2 separate regions of the Homo sapiens genome follow, and region 2 is linked to region 1. The links are chromatin loops, found by intact Hi-C in ENCODE. Cell type or tissue: OCI-LY7. All regions are shown on one strand. Links, peaks and the distances in the headings refer to the core of each region. The heading gives the core; the rest is flanking DNA. Region 1 overlaps PRKCA (protein kinase C alpha). Region 2 overlaps PRKCA (protein kinase C alpha).

Region 1 (2,912 bases), core at 301-2,800:
TATTTCCTATGAAATGCCAGAAACACCAAGTCCTAAAATCCTAGATCCAAGTCATTGACTTCTCAGTGATTATGACCACATTGAATTGATTAAACTCAAGTGACTGACAAGGCGAATAAAAATAGCCCAAAATGAGTCCAGACCCCATGGTTTTAAGAGCCCCCCACCAGTTCCCTAAAGCTACAGGACGGAAAGGACTCCTGATCCTTTGTACCTGAAGAGTGTGGTGCCTAACGTATAGCCAATGTTCATTTGTTTCTTCTCTCTGTATTTTATAAACATAATTACTTTGAATGAATTGGGTTATTCGGGAAGTCAGCACATGTCTCCATCTCCTGCTTTCTATTTCTAGAGTCCTAAGATAGACTTTGCTGACAAGAAGAGGCCCCTGCCCCTTCAGAGCTTAGAGTGTAGCAGAGAGATGGGTATTCAGGAAATCCTCAAATAGTGACAGAGCCACAGCGGCAGTGAGTGACAGGCAGGAGAACTATAGGATGCTGGAAGTGCATACAACCGGGGTGTTACCTAGTCTGGGACTGGTGGTCAAGGGGGCTTTTTTGAGGCCTGGACAACCCACAGACCGAGGGTGGGCTAGTGAGAGCCAGTGAGGGACACTCTTCAAGATCCCAGCACTTAAAAGATTGGTTGGGCATGATGACTCAGGCCGGGAACCCCAGCACTTTGGGAGGCTGAGATGGGAGGATTGCTTGAGCCCAGGAGTTTGAGACCAGCCCTGGCAACACCGTAAGACCCCATCTCAATGAAAAGTAAATTAGTCAGGGCCGGGTATGGTGGCTCATGCCTGTAATCCCAGCATTTTGGGAGGCTGAGGCGGGTGGATTGCCTGAGCTTAGGAGTTTGAGATCAGCCTGGCAACATGGTGAACCCTGTCTCTACTAAAAATACAAAAAATTAGCCGGGCGTGGTAGCAGGCACCTGTAATCCCAGCTACTCAAGAGGCTGAGGCATGAGAATTCCTTGGACCCGGGAGACGGATGTTGCATTGAGCCCAGATCGCGGCACTGCACTCCAGCCTGGGAGACAAAGCGAAACTCTGTCTCCAAAAAAAAAAAAAAAAAAAAAAAAAAGTAAATTAGCTAGGCATGATGGTACGTGCCTGTGGTGCCAAGCTCCTCAGGAGGCTGAGGCAGAAGGATGGCCTGAGGCCAGGAGTTCGAGATTGCAGTGAGCTGTGATCACACCTCTGCATTCCAGCTTGGACGACAGAACAACGCCCTGTTTCCAAAAAAAAAAAAAGATTGGGGTGCTCTTAAGCTCACAGTTCTGGCCATCTCCTCTTTCCTAAGTGGAGGGAGATCGTGGATCCCTGAGGGGGAACCTACTTCCCCTTTCACTTCAAAGTCTGCTTCTGTTTCTAAAAATGAACTGAAACCCCATCTGTTTGCTCATGTATTTGAAAACCCTTGAAAATGTTTATTTTTGTACATCTTCATACGACTCTCGTCTCAGAGCTGCTTCTCCTCTTCAGGTGGTTTCTGGGCACACTGGGGACGTCTGTGCACCTCCTCTGAGTGGAAGTCAATGCCTGTGATCCCCTTTCTAAAGGAGGCACGGATAGCTGCTGTGCGGTTTTTTCAACCTGTAGCCAGTTTTCATGTTTTTGTTCTCAAAATAATACTTTTTTTTTCAGGTGAAGACAAGGAACATTTAATTTACACTGAAATGATTTTTCCTCTTAGACCTTCTGAAAGCTATGACGTATGTATATTTATACCATAATAGATGCTAATGGTGTCCTCTCTGGGTGATGGTCCCAGAGATGTTTATACCACGGCATTTCACTCCACTAATAAATGTGGGTGGATGGATGGACGGGCGGACAGATGGAAATATCACACAGGACTGTGCCCAGGTTCCAGACAGTTTGGCTTTAGGGCCCCAACTCTGCCAAGGGATATTTTTTATATAGCATCATGTTTTTCATCATGATGTTAGTCTCTCTCTCTTTTTTTTTTCTTTGAGATGGAGTCTCGCTCTGTTGCCAGGTGTGAGTGCAGTGGCACGATCTTAACTGACTGTGACCTCTGCCTCCTGGATTCAAGCGATTCTCCTGCCTCAGCCTCCCAAGTAGCTGGGGCTACAGGTGCCTGCCATGCCTGGCTGATTTTTTTTTTTTTTAGTTGAGACAGGGTTTCATACTGGCCAGGCTGGTCTTGAACTCCTGACCTCAAGTGATCCACCCACCCAGGCCTCCCAAAGTGCTGGGATTACAGGCGTGAGCCACTGCACCTGCCTGTAACATCATGATGTTACAGTCCCCCAGCTCCTCACCTGGCCTCCCTGTACCCATTCCTGGCCCCCTCCCTCCTTCAATCTCTTTTCCACTTCAGAGAGTGATCTTTAGCATTCCCAGCTCCACCCCACGCTTTCTGCCTGTAATCATTTAAAGGCTTCCCATTGCTTCTAGGATGAAGTCCAGGATCCTTAAACTGGCCTACAAGGCCCTGTATCATCAGCTGCCCTGCGTCTCCAGCCGCCTCTCCTCATCACCCACACTTTTTCTTCATAGCCTCCATCCCAGCTGTAATGCAGAATTTTGTTTGATAATTATTTAATTCATGTTCACCTCTCCCATTAGACTGCAAGCTTAGCGAGGCCAGGGGCTGTTTTGTTGTTTACCCTTGAACCCCAACCCATAGCACATGTAAGTACTCATTTGTCAGGTGTTTGTGTTTCATATCCATTTTTTGCCTTTTCTTACATACATGGACACACTTTTCTCTCTTTTGAGATAACTTCCAGAATTGAGTGGTTATGAGCAATTCCTGGATCCCTGTTTGCCTCAGAGCCGGTAACTGTTCTCACCTTTTGGGAACCATAAACGCTGCCATTGTTGACCTGAACACGAGGTGACTCTGGCAGGAGCCCTGGCCATCGTCCCTTTTTTGGTT
Region 2 (2,912 bases), core at 176-2,675, 260 kb after region 1:
CAACAAAGATGAGACTCTGTTGCTAGGTTATATGTGGAAAGAGCAAGCAAGCATTTTTCTCTTTTATCAGAATTAGATTTTCCCAAAGCCTCCACTGTCTTTGAAGACTTTATCTAGTTCAGAATGCTCTCTTCCAGTTGGGGGAAAAATAAAACCACAAAACACAGTTCACTAGAGACCCTCAGATAAATTGTAGCTATTTGTTGATCTGATCAGCCCTGCCACGGTTACTATGGAAACCAGAGTACTTTCAGATGACCTTTTAGACACAAAACAAAAAAATCTATGTGCCCCAATATGCTCTCTGCTTTTTTGTCCCTAAATAGCTTACTTAATTACTTCCTTAACTGTGTGATGTTAAGGGGGAAAAAAATCTATAAAATGCACAGCAGTTGAAAGAGATATTTTAAGGCTTATCCTTCAGCTTTGTCTTAGAAGCAAAGTCTTAAACTGATATAGGAGACAGGTTAGTAGTAGAAATCATTTTCAAACACTCATTAGATCACTGCCAACAGAGGTTAACCTGGCATTCAGCTGAGCAGACCCAAAGGAAGCAAGACAGCCTCTGAAAGCAACTGTACAGAATTTCTCATGAGTCTGTAAGGGAGGGTGCATGCATTTATATTAGAGTGCTGGCAGCATGCTTTCAGTTTAATTTGTCTCGAGGAAATAATTTTGTTGGGAAACCAAAAAAGATTGTGCATTCTAGTTGTCTGTCTAATGAATTCCTGAAACAGCATAAAAGCCCTGTGTCTTGTAGTTACAGGGATGGCCTTGTGGGTGGATGTTGCTGGTTGAAGAAATATTAGTTAATATCACACAAGCCTGTTATTAAATGTTAGAGGCAGCTTTGCAAATGTCCCCAGGCCCTGGTACCCACAGGGGATGAGCAGGTACCAAGGGTGCCACCCTTCATTTACAGGAACTGGAAGGAGGGAAGACAGAGCCGATGTCCACTGGCACTAGCATGAACATGGCAGCTAAACATTGGCACAAGTCTTCATGGCTCTATCTCAAGCACCTAAGAGGAAATTAAAGCCCCCTAAAATAAAATTAAGGGACCTAGAATAAGGGTGACACCAAACATAATGCTATTTGTTGTTTTCCCCAAAAAACATGCCCTACAGAGAATTAAGATTGCCTGTCCCTGGAGCGGTAAATCGCAAGGGTTCTGACCTCCCTGGGTATCCTGAAAGAGGAAGTGGCGAGCAGCTTGAGCTCTAGATCTTGCACCTCCAAGTATGGGAGCTGATTAATAATGCAGAGGTTCAGAGCCCAGCCCAGCCTCTGACCCAGTCAGAATATTATTTTAACAAGGTCCCCAGGTGATTCCTGAGCCCATTAAAGTTTGAGAAATGCTGGTCAAGAAGATGAAACCTGTTGACTGATGAGTAAACAAATTCAGTCTCCTGTGGTCGTAAAGACAGCAAGGATAGACTTCATCACCCCCAGTACCCATATTAAATAGCGAAGGGATCAGTGAACTGTGACCCACACCCAACCACCTGCTTTTGTATATACAGTCTATGAGCTAAGAATGGTTTCAAGGCTGGGTGCGGTGGCTCACGCCTATAATCCCAGCACTTTGGGAGGCCGAGGCAGGCAGATCGCAAGGTCAGGAGATCGAGACCATCCTGGCTAACACGGTGAAACCCCGTCTCTACTAAAAATACAAAAAAAAAAAAAATTAGCCAGGCATGATGGCAGGCACCTGTAGTCCCAGCTGGAGGCTGAGGCAGGAGAATGGCATGAACCCGGGAGGCGGAGCTTGCAGTGAGCCGAGATCACGCCACTGCACTCCAGCCTGGGCGACAGAGTAAGGCTCTGTCTCAAAAAAAAAAAAAAGAGTGGTTTCAGGATTTTTAAGTGGTTGAAAAAAAGAAGGATATTTGCGAGACATGAAAATTTGGTGAAATCCAAAATCTGGTGCCTATAAATAGATTTTTATTAACACAACTACATTCATTCATTCGTGTGTTGTCCACAGCTGTTCCTTTGCTACCACGGCAGAGTTGAGTCCCTGCAAAAGAGACTGCATGGGCCTCAAAGCCTAAATGTATGCCCTCTGGTCCTTTACATAAAAAGTTTGTGACCTCTGGGTTAATGGAATAATAGGGTATTCAAACTGGGAGAGATGTTTAAGATTGTGTTTGTTGATGGGGAAACAAAAGCAAAAGGGAGTGTGTTCAAAGCTTGTTAGTGCAGGACCCAGACCTCCTGTGTGAGTTGATGCTTCTGTCTCATACCCTGTCCCTTCCCACACACCCTTCCCTATGACACCCCCTTTTCTGACTCCTCTCCATTCATCCACCATGCTCATTAATGCATCTCAGCCCATGCTTGTGCTCCTTGGAAAGACCCTCCCTTCTCCTCCACTTCCGTCAGTCCTAGGCTTTTCAAATCCTACAAGTCCCTTTATGTGGTTCTCTGGCCTCTTAAAATTGCCTTGACTTATGCAGTCTAAAGACTACTCACTTGCCAGACACACCTGTAAGATGTGTCACCTTCCTGATTCCAGAGTAAGAACCTCAGGCCCTCCTCTGAATACTTTGAAGTCTAAACATCAGGCCCATGAGGAGTCCACCCTTCACCTGCACTTTTTTGACAGCCCAGAGGAAGGTGTCTGAGCCAACATCTTTATGAGGCTGGTTGGAGGCCTTCAGGGGAGAGGCCATTTTAGAGCCACGAGAACCTCCCTTTCTTCCTCTAGCAGTTGTGTAAAACTCACGTGTGTGACAAATCTGGTTGCTCTTGAAGATGGACCAGTTTCTTTCCCATACATTTTATGGTTCCAGAAATCAGTAATTCTGGACATTTCTAACTGGTGGATGCTGCATCTACTCTGTGTCAAGCACTGTCCCTGGGGCTAGAGACAGAACCTTGCTCTTGGGAACATTGTGGAGTAGTACTAA

What was found. A loop is a pair of places that touch in the nucleus more often than their neighbours do. Peaks named below come from ENCODE experiments on the same cell type or tissue, not always from the same donor. Only the 100,000 strongest peaks of a DNase experiment are listed, where the experiment ranks them.
Region 2: it touches region 1 in a loop (2.2-fold over the local background); 1 of 110 quality-filtered maps calls a loop at or near these places.

The regions. Positions count from the first base shown.
Region 1 is chr17:66,440,101-66,443,012 of GRCh38, forward strand. The region is part of intron 2 of PRKCA (protein kinase C alpha); the gene reads left to right. Among named protein-coding and RNA genes, the nearest start is that of PRKCA-AS1, 25 kb to the left of the region's middle. RefSeq lists an enhancer at 1,365-1,564. In OCI-LY7, for the core only: no CTCF peak of the experiment used is centred there; DNase peaks (open chromatin) are centred at 421, 1,451 and 2,061; H3K4me3 peaks cover 2,444 bases; H3K27ac peaks cover 2,369 bases.
Region 2 is chr17:66,704,807-66,707,718 of GRCh38, forward strand. The region is part of intron 8 of PRKCA (protein kinase C alpha); the gene reads left to right. Among named protein-coding and RNA genes, the nearest start is that of MIR634, 81 kb to the right of the region's middle. In OCI-LY7, for the core only: no CTCF peak of the experiment used is centred there; DNase peaks (open chromatin) are centred at 575, 1,225 and 1,485; H3K4me3 peaks cover 1,652 bases; H3K27ac peaks cover 2,469 bases.